Regions from separate parts of the Mus musculus genome. Here all the other regions are linked to region 1. The links are chromatin contacts, found by Hi-C or POLR2A ChIA-PET in ENCODE. All regions are on one chromosome and are shown on one strand. Each heading gives the region's core, a stretch centred on a gene start or an enhancer-like site at or near the end of the contact. The rest is flanking DNA. Distances are from core to core; before and after follow the strand shown.

The links. Hi-C counts contacts between places; a loop is a spot of excess contacts on that map. ChIA-PET counts read pairs that join two places held with the same protein, here RNA polymerase II (POLR2A).
Region 2: a loop to region 1 is called in a map of heart, with 3 times the contacts of the local background. The contact joins the enhancer-like site here to the promoter of Ccn1 in region 1. A Hi-C loop is called at or near these places in 2 of 37 maps with a recorded cell type or tissue (T-helper 1 cell and heart). POLR2A ChIA-PET finds 5 or more read pairs at or near these places in 3 of 5 experiments (Patski and embryonic stem cell).
Region 3: a loop to region 1 is called in a map of gastrocnemius, with 2.7 times the contacts of the local background. The contact joins the enhancer-like site here to the promoter of Ccn1 in region 1. A Hi-C loop is called at or near these places in 1 of 37 maps with a recorded cell type or tissue (gastrocnemius). POLR2A ChIA-PET finds 5 or more read pairs at or near these places in 2 of 5 experiments (Patski and embryonic stem cell).

Annotation. Positions count from the first base shown.
Region 1 is chr3:145,647,032-145,651,393 of GRCm38, reverse strand. It overlaps Ccn1 (cellular communication network factor 1), which reads left to right and starts at 1,409. Exons shown (of 5, transcript NM_010516.2): 1 at 1,409-1,664; 2 at 1,959-2,172; 3 at 2,517-2,861; 4 at 2,983-3,197; 5 at 3,426-4,362. The coding sequence starts at 1,602. The coding sequence ends at 3,728. Gm17501 (a long non-coding RNA gene) reads right to left here and starts at 1,317. Exons shown (of 3, transcript XR_003954574.1): 1 at 474-1,317; 2 at 1-11.
Region 2 is chr3:145,613,648-145,618,074 of GRCm38, reverse strand. No RefSeq gene overlaps it. Among named protein-coding and RNA genes, the nearest start is that of Gm40164, 17 kb to the left of the region's middle. Within about 2 kb of position 3,139, at least 1 of the 3 ENCODE cell types and tissues checked has a DNase peak (open chromatin) inside an H3K27ac peak, as active enhancers do; it is heart, where a contact is called at or near this core.
Region 3 is chr3:145,682,303-145,686,679 of GRCm38, reverse strand. No RefSeq gene overlaps it. Among named protein-coding and RNA genes, the nearest start is that of Gm17501, 34 kb to the right of the region's middle. Within about 2 kb of position 1,404, at least 1 of the 3 ENCODE cell types and tissues checked has a DNase peak (open chromatin) inside an H3K27ac peak, as active enhancers do.

The DNA of each region.
Region 1 (4,362 bases), core at 160-2,659:
AGATCGCGAAGCTGCAAAGGCAGAGAGGCCCTAAATATTAAAAATGAAGAAAAGCTATCCCAGTTTATGAATGGCATTAATAACCCCAAATAGGGTCTTGTGTGGGAGGGGTGTCTTCAGTTGTATGTTTAATAAGATCTTAAAACCCAACTTCCTCTATTACAGTGTTGCCTTCTAAATCCCTCATGTCTCGGAACTTGGAGGGAGCCACTGCACTACCCTTGAAAAAGAAGGCTTCTAAGTGATCCAAAACAAAGGAGTTAAACACATGGACGGGCCCAGACACACACACACACACACACACACACACACACACACTCACACACACGGGGGGGGGGCAAACAAATACACACAGCGAGACACATAGGGGGCGGTGGGGGAGGGTGTCTGCAAACACCCCGAGTCTTTTTTCCAGCTATCCACAGGGCACAATGGTCCTGTTAGAATCTGTTTTGTCCCGGTAGCTTTTGCACCTGGTGATTTCAGGACAAGTCACTCCACGGTGGTCTCCTCCGCTTCTGCTTTGGCTGCTCAGTTTCCACCGCCGCCAGTCCAGGGAGAGAGGCCAGGAGGGTTGACCCGGCCTCCGGCATCCGTGAGGAAGTGGACGTCAGGCTCCGGGAGAACTCTGCACTCGTTTCCTCTTGGATTTCCAATGCAGGCAGTGGGCTGGAACTAAAACTGGGAACCTCCAAAAACAAACAAGTACAACATACCAAAAAAAAGGGGGAGGGATGAGGGAAGACCTCTGGCTGGAAATATGCCAGCGAAGAGGGAAGCTTCCCTCCCCCCCCCCATTCATAAATGCCACTCCGGGTATTAATTTGCAATACACTTCTCTTGGCTAATAAACATCATGCCAAAGCTTTGGGACTTGATCCGAGCATGCCTCTTTGAAGTCCACAAATAGATCCCTGGCTTAGAAACCAACTCCCCCTCCCCTTTGGACTCTCAGTAGATAACTTTACTCTCACCTTGGTTGTAAACAAGCAAACAGCTCGCTGCCTTTCCCGGTAGGCATCACCAAACAAAACCACTTTTGTTCCTCTGTCTCCCGCCCTCCCATGTCTAGGCAAAGATCTGAAGGGTTCACACCAACACATACACCACGCCCCCCCCCCCCATATACCCTCTTCAATCAAAATCATCACCCTCGCGCCCCAAGCATCCCGCCCTCCCCAAAGGAAGTTGTTATTTAAAGTGGAAAAAAACGAACTTTTTTTTCTCTCTGATGGATCTGAGAAGAGGGGGGAAAAGGTGCAACGGAGCCAGGGGAGGTGCTTGGCAGCAGCCCGCGCCAACCAACATTCCTGAGATGTTTGAGAATTCTAGAACGCGCCGACAGAGCTACGTCACTGCAACACGCGGCGCCTAGGCAGGCATTATAAAGGGCGGGCTCCCGGCGCTGGGGCAGACCGTGAGCGAGAGCGCCCCAGAGAAGCGCCTGCAATCTCTGCGCCTCCTCCGCCAGCACCTCGAGAGAAGGACACCCGCCGCCTCGGCCCTCGCCTCACCGCACTCCGGGCGCATTTGATCCCGCTGCTCGCCGGCTTGTTGGTTCTGTGTCGCCGCGCTCGCCCCGGTTCCTCCTGCGCGCCACAATGAGCTCCAGCACCTTCAGGACGCTCGCTGTCGCCGTCACCCTTCTCCACTTGACCAGACTGGTGAGTTGGATTTTTTTTTTTAACCACTGCTTCCCGGTCTGCCCTCATCGATTCCTTTCCCCGGGCCATGATCTTTCACCGCAGGGAAAGTTAGACTGAAAAGTTCGGAGGTAGCTGTTGCTTTATGCCCAGGGGGCCTCTTCCTGGGACGCAGCCGCTGGGGTGGTCAGGCTGCCGGGACGCGATCGAGACACTTCTGGTGGACGGAGCCCCACAGCCAGACCTAGGCTCAGGGCAGTTTACGTGCCTCCCCGAGCAATGCAAAGCAATCTCACGCGCTTCTCCCTCTTGCAGGCGCTCTCCACCTGCCCCGCCGCCTGCCACTGCCCTCTGGAGGCACCCAAGTGCGCCCCGGGAGTCGGGTTGGTCCGGGACGGCTGCGGCTGCTGTAAGGTCTGCGCTAAACAACTCAACGAGGACTGCAGCAAAACTCAGCCCTGCGACCACACCAAGGGGTTGGAATGCAATTTCGGCGCCAGCTCCACCGCTCTGAAAGGGATCTGCAGAGGTAAGAGGCTTGTGGTTTGGCCCCTTTAAAAAAAATAATAGTCCCCATAGTCCAGAAGTTTAGTAATTTTGAGACCATGTATGGTGGACGCTTTGTTGATGGTAGCTTGGCAGAAAGGCACATGATTTCAGCAGTCTGGAATGCAATTCAGAGTGTCTGGGCCCAACGAAAAGCGCATACGGAAAAGTGATTCCTGACTAACTTATTGTTCAGCTCTGGAGTCTCGGGGGAACTGTAGGGAACTTTACCATACATTGAATTGAACAGCGGAAAATATGTATGAGTTTCAGCCTGTGGCGGCGAATCTTAACCTTCTCCTCTCTCTCTTTTGGTCGTCTTTGCAGCTCAGTCAGAAGGCAGACCCTGTGAATATAACTCCAGAATCTACCAAAACGGGGAAAGCTTCCAGCCCAACTGTAAACACCAGTGCACATGTATTGATGGCGCCGTGGGCTGCATTCCTCTGTGTCCCCAAGAACTGTCTCTCCCCAATCTGGGCTGTCCCAACCCCCGGCTGGTGAAAGTCAGCGGGCAGTGCTGTGAAGAGTGGGTTTGTGATGAAGACAGCATTAAGGACTCCCTGGACGACCAGGATGACCTCCTCGGACTCGATGCCTCGGAGGTGGAGTTAACGAGAAACAATGAGTTAATCGCAATTGGAAAAGGCAGCTCACTGAAGAGGCTTCCTGGTAAGTGGATATAGAGTCCTTAAGACACTGTGCAGAAATGCTTTCTTGGTCTGCAACTTTGTAGAAACCAGTGTGTGTATGCAAGCATCTAAGAAGCCTTCCATTTCCTTTATCTTTCTAGTCTTTGGCACCGAACCGCGAGTTCTTTTCAACCCTCTGCACGCCCATGGCCAGAAATGCATCGTTCAGACCACGTCTTGGTCCCAGTGCTCCAAGAGCTGCGGAACTGGCATCTCCACACGAGTTACCAATGACAACCCAGAGTGCCGCCTGGTGAAAGAGACCCGGATCTGTGAAGTGCGTCCTTGTGGACAACCAGTGTACAGCAGCCTAAAAGTAAGTTTCTTTCAGGGCTTGACCGTGATGACCCCACAGGTGGGTGGGATATGAGCCTCTGTTCAAAAAAGAAAAAAAGAAAAGTCCATGATATATCTGAAAAGAAATTGTCTTTATGAAGCCCAACACTATGTACAGTGGTTAAAAGCATACCTCCAAACAAACAAACAAACAAAAACAAAAAAACAACAATCCTCATTCTTGGCTTTCTTTTGTTCTTTCTTCCAGAAGGGCAAGAAATGCAGCAAGACCAAGAAATCCCCAGAACCAGTCAGATTTACTTATGCAGGATGCTCCAGTGTCAAGAAATACCGGCCCAAATACTGCGGCTCCTGCGTAGATGGCCGGTGCTGCACACCTCTGCAGACCAGAACTGTGAAGATGCGGTTCCGATGCGAAGATGGAGAGATGTTTTCCAAGAATGTCATGATGATCCAGTCCTGCAAATGTAACTACAACTGCCCGCATCCCAACGAGGCATCGTTCCGACTGTACAGCCTATTCAATGACATCCACAAGTTCAGGGACTAAGTGCCTCCAGGGTTCCTAGTGTGGGCTGGACAGAGGAGAAGCGCAAGCATCATGGAGACGTGGGTGGGCGGAGGATGAATGGTGCCTTGCTCATTCTTGAGTAGCATTAGGGTATTTCAAAACTGCCAAGGGGCTGATGTGGACGGACAGCAGCGCAGCCGCAGTTGGAGAATGCCAAGGGGCTGATGTGGACGGACAGCAGCGCAGCCGCAGTTGGAGAAGACTTCGCTTCATAGTACTGGAGCGGGCATTATTGCTCCATATTGGAGCATGTTTACGGATGACGTTCTGTTTTCTGTTTGTAAATTATTTGCTAAGTGTATTTTTTTGCTCCAGACCCCCCCCCCCCTTTCTTGGTTCTACAATTGTAATAGAGACAAAATAAGATTAGTTGGGCCAAGTGAAAGCCCTGCTTGTCCTTTGACAGAAGTAAATGAAAGCGCCTCTCATTCCTTCCCGAGCGGAGGGGGGACACTCTGTGAGTGTCCTTGGGGCAGCTACCTGCACTCTAAAACTGCAAACAGAAACCAGGTGTTTTAAGATTGAATGTTTTTTTATTTATCAAAGTGTAGCTTTTGGGGAGGGAGGGGAAATGTAATACTGGAATAATTTGTAAATGATTTTAATTTTATAT
Region 2 (4,427 bases), core at 1,890-4,389, 35 kb after region 1:
TTGCCTTTAGAGTGCACCCAGGTCTGGTAGACTATGGTAATACAATGGTTTTCTCCTCAGTTGTATGTAATATATGGTATAACATATGATCTATCTACTCATATCCACTGTGAAGCTGCACTCCTTTCATTGCTAAAAACTCAAGGGTTTGCTAGGAAGGGTGATGGACACCTGCAACTTTCCCCAGTAAGAGGTCGACGCAGAAGGACCAAGAGTTCAGTGTCATCATGTAAGAGTACGAAACCAATCTGGATATATGAGACTGTCTAAAAAAACCAAACGAGCCAGGCAGTGGTGGAACATGGCTTTAATCCCAGCACTAGGGAGGTAGAGGCAGGTGGATCTTTGTGAGTTTGGGGTCAACCTGGTCTACAGAGTGAGTTCTGGGATAGCCAGGGCTACACAGAGAAACTTTTTCTTCAAGGATAACTAAAAGAAAGAGAGAGAAAAAAAGGGGGGGGAGGCAGGAAGGAGAGAAGAGAAGCAGCATTGACTTACCTCGTCCTTGGTCATGTCCACTTTGAGCTGGCTTCAGAAAACTCAGCCAAATTTATTAAATATATAAAACTTTAGATACTGTGTGAATATATGTTAATCTCGTGGTATATTAATTTGAAAATAATTTCTGGTGTTTTTGGAGCAAGGCCTCACTCAGTCGCCCAGGCTAGCCTGAGACATACTATGTAGCCTTGAACTCAGAGCGATTCTTCTTCCTTAGCCTCTGGGGCATCAGGATTGCATTTGCCAGCCACCATACTCAGCAGCAATTTTTATGCCCTTATTTTTCTTTTATCTCTATTTTCTCATTTTAAAATGTATATTTAATGCACTATGTTTTGGAATTCTGTCCAAACAAGGCAGCATAAAAAGTAAGCACCTGATGGGCGTTGTGACATTTCCGTGAACTGAAGAGGTTCTAATTACTGTCTGTAAACACCCACGTCAGAGTCATCCCGTTCATCAGACACAGTGGCATCTGGCTTTAGTTTCTACAGGAGAGCAAATTAAATGCTCACTAAAGGAGGCAGAGCTAAAGAAAGTGATCAGAAAAGTAATTTGCACTGTAGTGGGGCTTAATGCGCACTGTAGCCAGGGGAGGGCTCACGGCAGTTCCTTTTGCTTGCTCTGGTGTGTGTGTGTGTGTGTGTGTGTGTGTGTGTGTGTCTGTCTGTCTGTCTGTCTGTCTGTGTCTGTGTCTGTGTCCTGGTGTGGCTTGCTCCAGTGGGTACACTCTGGGCATGGTTGGTCTTTTTCAGTGGATGGGTTAGAACCCACCACTGCTTTCTGGAAGAATCAGTAGTTGTTAGCTGGGTGTGGAGGCTGGCACACACCTGTGATCTCTGTGAGGCCGAGGCAGGAGGATCATGAGTTTGAAACACACCTGGGCTACATGCTGAGACTGCCTTAAAGGAAAAAAAACCAGCAGTAATGAAGACTGGAGAACAGATAGTCTAGAACAAAGTCCCTTAGGAATGCAGAATGGACAATGGTTTATGAATGGTTCTGTTTGGAATATTAAATGAGGCAGAAATAGAAAGAATAGAATGAATGAGAGGGAAAGTCTGAGAAGGGGGAAAATGATTAAACTATAGTATATGAAAAGAATTATTTAAATTGTAAAAAGAAAAACTATAGTAAATGTAATAATATAATCAAGTAAACTATTCTTTTAAGAAAAATAAAAAGTCTACTCAGGTGTTAGCAGGCTTTAGTCTCTCTCCCTGTGTATCAGCTTAGCTTCTGCGGTTAATGAGATTCCATTGAAAAGACAGAAGGTGACCTTGTTTCTCTCTTGGCAGAGCTGGTTGAGAAGGGAGATACGTTCCCTGGTGTTGGGAGGGGGACAACAAAGGAAGAGTTAAAGGGGAGCCCGCATCACTTTGAGACCATGTGTTGTCCTAGGCAGAGGAAGTTGCTAGATAGAAGTCTGACTCTGACACTGAGGAGAGAGAGCATGAACATGAAACGACACTTGTCGCAGGGTCGATGGTTGGTAGACCCTGCCCAAGAAAAGCATAGAGAATGAACAGAGCCATCATCATTGAACTCACAGTTCATACGAAGAACCATGGAATAGTTTTCCAAACTGTAGTAGCTCTCAGACACCACCCAAAACCAAAAATCAAAACTTCTGTAACTTTTCTACGGCCTGAATCAACTCTCACAGCTGCTTAATACAGTCTTTAACAATAACTCTCTGTCTATTCGAGGTTAACAACAGAGGCCACATCCATGGTAGGTCCATCCTCTAGGCCAACTCATAGAGACTCCCAACTAGTTAGCTCTGGTTAGTCTCATCTGTCTGTAAGAAGGTATGTCCCCAGCACGCTCAAATCCTCAAGTTGTCCAGGTCAGTTGTCACTACTGGTTCAACTGCTTATAGCTTTCCATGGCTGGTAGACCCAGGAAGGCTCAGGATTTCCCGTAATAATGATGGGATAGCATCCACTCTCAAAAAAACTGACTAGCTGTTTCCCTTAAACTCCGTTCTGGACCCCAGTGATATACTTGAGGACCTCACTTTCATTGCACAGTCCTGTCTGGCCCCTCACCACCGCCTCTTCTTCTTCCATTCCTTACCCCAGGGTTAGGTTATCCAGTTACTGAACAAGATTAAACTGAGACTTAATTTATCCCTGACCTGGGAATTGAATCCAGGGCCTTGTGGATGCTAGGCAAGCACTCTGCCACGAATTACAGTGCTTTGCCTAAAACCATAACTTTTGAGTGTTTCTGTTTTCATTACGTACTGGGGAGGGAGAAGACAGAAGAGAAAACAGACATGTACAGGCTGATCTAGATAGCTAACAGACAAATGGCTTAGGGACTGACCACGTTCAGGAAGAGTTAATATTGTCAGGAATGCTTCAGAAGGCTGGGGATAGAGGAAAAGACCAGACACCACAGCTGTTAAAAAACAGTTTTGGTAAATATATGCACAATTTAAAAAGCATATTTGCAAAAATCTAGGTGTCTCCTGGTCCAGCCCTTCCTATTAATAAAAGGAGTTGCTAAGGCTCGCGGCTCAGAGTCTCTGCCCACGGAGCCTCAGTGAATTCCTCTCTGAGCCTCTAGACTTCCTTGGCTGGCTGGCGACTCCTTCCTCCTGGGACAGCTTTTGCCAGAGCTGAGCAGCCTGGCCCCCAGCTGCGCAGGCCCTCTCCGGTAAGAGGAAATGCTTTCAGCTTAGTCCATTAACACAAACATTCAAAAGCAAACACTCTAAAGCCACAGGTCGTGTTCGCATAAATAAAACGGATCGAGAAAAGCTTCACCCCAAGAAACCAAAGGGGTATTAAAAAAAAATAAAAAAATAAAAAACCTACCCTTGCTTTCCAAGGAGGCAGGCAACAAAGCCGCAGCAATTCCATTGGTTTGTGTGCTCAGTGGAGCTGGGTGGCTGAAGCCACAGGCCTTTGAAGAGGAAATGCCATCCAAGGTACAGGCAGCCAGCCAGCCCCTGAGTCCTGAAAGTAACAGGACAGGGAAGGGGAAGGGGGCATCGTTAGGAAGTGGAATGTGGAAGGGACAAGACAGATAAATGAGACTCATCTAGGGACCTCACCCCATGACCAAAGGACAGGGTAACTCACTGTGCCCCTGAGACCGAGCTGGGGCCTGGCAAATTCTAGGTGGCGGGCACAGCCCAGTGACTAAGGCTTCGAGGAGGGGTGTACGACCTCGCTGAGGGGTGGAGAGGGGTGGTGGTGTCTGGCCTGAGCGATGCCTTTGCTTTGAAAGCTTTGGAGGAAATTAACTTTACAAGGTGCCTCCCTGTCTCCCAGAGTTATTAAAAGAAAGGAGGGAACAGAGAAATGGAAAACTGGTAATACTTCAGGAAGGGCTCTGTGATCTGAGCGAGGAAGTGGGAGGCAGATGAAATGACGAGTGGGGACAGACAGACAGACAGACAGTCCTTTGATTATCTAGTGATGAATGACTAATTAGTCAAAAGTCCTGCAAGCGAATAAATTGTCAGAACTCCGTTCTCAACATGGCAGTACCAATGCTGACAGAAGCATTGAGTGGGAGAGCTGTGCCAACCCTGGGGTCACCAGAAGTATTAACCCCAGAAGTCATCTTTATGGTTTGGGCTGCGATGAATATCTAGGTACTGGCTGCTCTTCCATCGATGGGGAAAAAAGTGATACACCTCAAAAACCTTAACAACAAAGCAACCATGGGGCTGCTAACAGAAGATATTTTACAGGGTGTGAAGCTGGTTTTGCTGCCTTTCACCGGATTTAACTTTTTAAAGCCCTCTTGCCTAACAATAAGTCTCGGATCGGGTGGGACCATACCAAGACTGACAAGCCCCGTCAGTTTGGAAGCACAATGGGGAGACTTAAGTCTGCCCAGGCATATGCAGCCAGCAACTTCATGCTTAATAAAAAGCATCCCGGGTGCGTGGGGCAGTGATGGGGATG
Region 3 (4,377 bases), core at 155-2,654, 35 kb before region 1:
CCTCACATGGTGTGTTTACCAGGAACCAGAAGATACAACAATGTTCAAACTGAAGAGCTCTGAACCTTCTTAGCTCCGCCTTCTCCTCTTCCCCCTGAATCACACTTCACTAAGTTCTTGGTCACAACCATCCTTGTACATGTTTAGCATATTTAAAGAAAAATGGAATATAGAGGTGGGGTTGCTGAGGGTGAAACTCAGTGTCAAGGCAGGTCCTTAGCATAAGTAAGGCCCTGGGTTTAATGATCCAGCAAGGACCAAGGGAAGGAAGGAAGGTAGGAAGGAAGGAAGGAAGGAAGGAAGAAGGGAGAATGGAAGAGCGGCTTGAATATCAGATCGTTCTGAAGAAAATGACAGTTGTCACGGATGCAGGGCTGTGCTGATGTTAATTGTCAACTTGACTTCTAGGAAACAGGCCTTGGTTTATCTGTTAGAGACTGTCTAGGTTGAGGTTAGCTTTAGATAATGCCTGTGAGGGAATTCTTTGATTGTGTTGGTCGGTGTAGAGCTCCGAGAGGAGAAAATCAATATTGGCATTATTGATAAAGGAGGCTAGACATCATTATCTCAAAACAATCCTATCGTCCTCGGTAAACACTGAGGGAGCCTGGAGCAGAGAAACTTTTCCCCAGTTGGATGTTGCCTGGGCTTCTGCCAACGCTTCCTACGCGGAAAGAGGAGATTCAACTGATGAATACAGAAAGAAAATGTCTAAAAGCCAAAGACATTGTGACTTTTGTGGCAGTTGCATTATTTTTTGTTTTTATTTTTTTCATTTTTTGATATTTAAAATATGTTTACAACAAGGAGATCTGTTATTTACCTCTTGCCGATCTGTTCCTAGGCTTGAGAATGTGTTACACACTGATACAGCTAAAGCACTATACCTACCTAGTTTTTATGTCTCCTCCTTCTTCGTTTAAGCTAAACAACTTGTATGTCAGAGGAATAAAGACGTTTCTGAACAATTTATGGGCTTGAGAACTGGACTCAGTATCCAGATTTCCATACGAAGAAGAGTTGAGGTTAGCATCGCTGTGTACCAAGACTGGACAGATGTGTAATCATGGGCATGGCAGGGCTGGACAGGAACATAGCCTCGTTCCTGGGTTTTCTGCCCTCCTTCAGATGGTGTAGGGAATAAAGAAACCGGATCCATGAATTGCAATTAACGTCCTGTGTTAAATAAAACAGTCAAATAAATAGTTCTCAGAGCATGCTGTCCTGCTGGACAGGCATCTCTTGAGCCACTGGGGTGGCTGCCAGTGAGTGGCTAGTTGGAGCGCCAGCTAGGAGTTACTGTTCTCCTCAGGCACTCAGACACCAGGAGCCACGTTGGGTGTTGGCTTTCTCCAGCCAGCGAGCGAGCGCTATCTCGCTTAGTCAGACTGCCCTCTGTACTAGATGAAGCGGAGAGGGAATTCCTAGCCACCCACTCACTGGGAGCCACAAAACCCGACTCATCCTGGGGGCCTTGGGGGTGGAAGGACCACAGCTCCTCTTACTTACCTGAGCACAGTAGCCGACTATCAGGAGACTGCCTCTGGCCTTCACACATTGCCCCACTGTTTACACAGCTGATGGAAGTTTACCCTCATTGAGGAATTTGGCTCTAGAGGATTCCCCTTAAAATTCCCAAAGGGCCTATTCACCCTGTCACACCTACACAGATGCCTGTGGAGATAGCGACAGCGGGGTTCGTTTCTAACTTCCTCTGCACAGGACTGGAATTCTACACGTTTATTTAAAAGGAGGGGGGTTGGAACAGCACTAAGGGGGGACTACACACCCCAGCATTATAGGAGGTATTTTCGAGAAGGATTTTCAGCAAAGTCAACAACTCCCTTGTCCTACCACTCAGACATTCCTTGGCTTCATCCAACAGCCTAAACTCTGCCCTCCTTCCTCTCCTCACAGGCACCACGCTGAGCCAGATGAGTCTCCCAGCAGCTCCGAACCTTTCAAAAGCAGAGAAAGAAACACTCAAGGAGAAGCAAGAAACAGGGGCTGGAAATTCTTCACCTTTAATAATGTAGAGGCCGCTGGCCCGCTCTTTGCAGAAGAAAACACCTCGCCCGTGGTTTAACCATGATACAGCACAGGCATCAGACTGACTCGGAGTTTCTTGAAGTCTTTTATGCTTTTTCTTTCCAGAGAAGGATCAGTTTCTACTCTTTGCTAAGTTGCTAAGAAGTGTTGAAAATGGCAGCTCACTATTAATTTTCCCGTCTCTCCTTGCTGACTGGCAGCCGGGCTTGGCAGCAGGAAGGCCTGCTTTTGCTAGCAGTGAATGCCCCTTTCACTGGGCAGCGGCTCAGGGAACAGCCCTGCATTTGAGAAGGAGGCACACACAAGATGTAACTATATCCAGAATGGTCCCTTTCTTAATTTCCTTCCCTTACCCTAGGTCCCCCCTAGTCTAAATAATGAATGATATTATGTTGCTAAATAAATTTCACTCAAGTACATTCAATGCAAAGGATATTTTTTAAAGGAGGGGAGCAGATGCAATGTGTCCTCTTGTGTGTCTCCCACTTGCCTGTTTCTAAGGAGACAAGAGTATCGTCTCAAGTTCAAGGGCTTAGGTTTTGTTTTTGGTTTTCTTTTTAAAGAATTATTTATTTATTATATGTAAGTACACTGTAGCTGTCTTCAGACACTCCAGAGAAGGCATCAGATCTCATTATGGATGGTTGTGAGCCACCATGTGGTTGCTGGGATTTGAACTTAGGACCTTTAGAAGAACAGTCAGTGCTCTTAAACGCTGAGCCATCTCTCCAGCCCAGGCCTTAGGTTTTTGTGACAAATTAGTTTGACCAATTCTGCTAAATGAACAGTCATGCCACTTTGATCAAATCTCTTTTCTTTCAATGTCCTTATTTATATAGTTTATAAAATAAGAAAATTACTCCGGAGAGTTCTGCTTTCGAGAATAAAATATAACCATCTTGTCAGTTACAATCGTAGTCATGGGGAGCATGGGTTCCTCACAGAGGGGAGAGTTCAGCTTTCCTTTGCTTGTGTCTGTAACCCAAAAAATGCCCTTAGCAGATGTCGCAAATGTGATGTTGCATATCGAAGTCTCTAGAACTGTGAGCCAATACATTGGTGTTCGCTGCAAGCTGCCCAGGCTGGGGTTTTCTGTCACAGCTGAGTAAGGCATTGTGGCTGGCTCCTCCTTCTCAATACTGTTAGACTGGAGGCAAACCATGCGAAACAGAGAGTAGAGATAAAAGCCATATACAGAGAGTTCTAAACTGTTAGTGAACCAGAAACAAGTGAAAGTCAATATAGTCCTCTAAGGAAAAAAAAAAAAAAAACAGGAAAAGAATCTACGCATAGTACAGCGCATGATCATTTGTAGGAGGTGGGGAAATATTCTTTTTCAAATACTTGATAACAAGTGGGCTTTACTTGAGAAATAAATCCAGAAAACAAGAGTTAAACTAGAAGATGCATTTATACAACAGAGAATGTCTTCTTTTGGAGAGTCATAATTAAACACTTATGCATTAAAAGCTCTAAGAAAGCCTGCAGGGCACTGGATCACGCACAGTTACATAGGTTCTTGTGATGCCCAAAATTAACCTGCAAGCCCCACCTGCCCAGGAACCAGGTAACTTCCTGGATGCTGGGAGTTGTAGTTCTTGGAAAACAACAAAGCCTCATGGGAAAATACGGTGGCCTAGAGGTTTGCCCTTATAAGCCCCCACAACACGTGACTTGAGGCCATTCTCAGTTGGGAAATTCCAGAGAATGGTCCTGACCAAAGTTCATCCCTTGGTCAGTATTAATATTTCATAAAGATTGCTTTAGATTTGGCCCAAAATGATGGAGCTGATTTTTTTTCTGGTGAATCTCACGACTATCAGTTCTCATCAAGGAAACCTAACTCATTTTGTGTAGCTGAAAGCGCCCTAAAATACCAGGGCATTTAACCTCATCTACACACAAATGTTTTTGGAATTAGTTCCCTACAACACACTTAGGTTACGGCTCAGTTAAGCAGTATCTGTGGTGTGGAACTCTATGAAAAGTGACTTAGCATCTTCCAAAACCGTTCTGTGCTAACGGTGGCTGTACCGTTAAGAGTTATCAAACTTTGTCGCCACCAGAATCTTCTAGAAGACTTGTTAACTGAAGATTGCTGAGCCTCATGCCAAGGCTTCTTATCCAGCAAATTAGGAAGGAGAGCATCCACACAGTGGCAGTCCTGCTCACGCGCCCAAGGTACTATAATGGCTTAACTTCTGTTTCCACACCCAGACCCTAACCTTAGCTCACAACTGTCTGTAACTCCCGTCCCAGAGGACCTGGTGCGTCTTTCTGGCCCTTGTGGACACCAGTCACATATGTGGTACATTGACATTCATATAG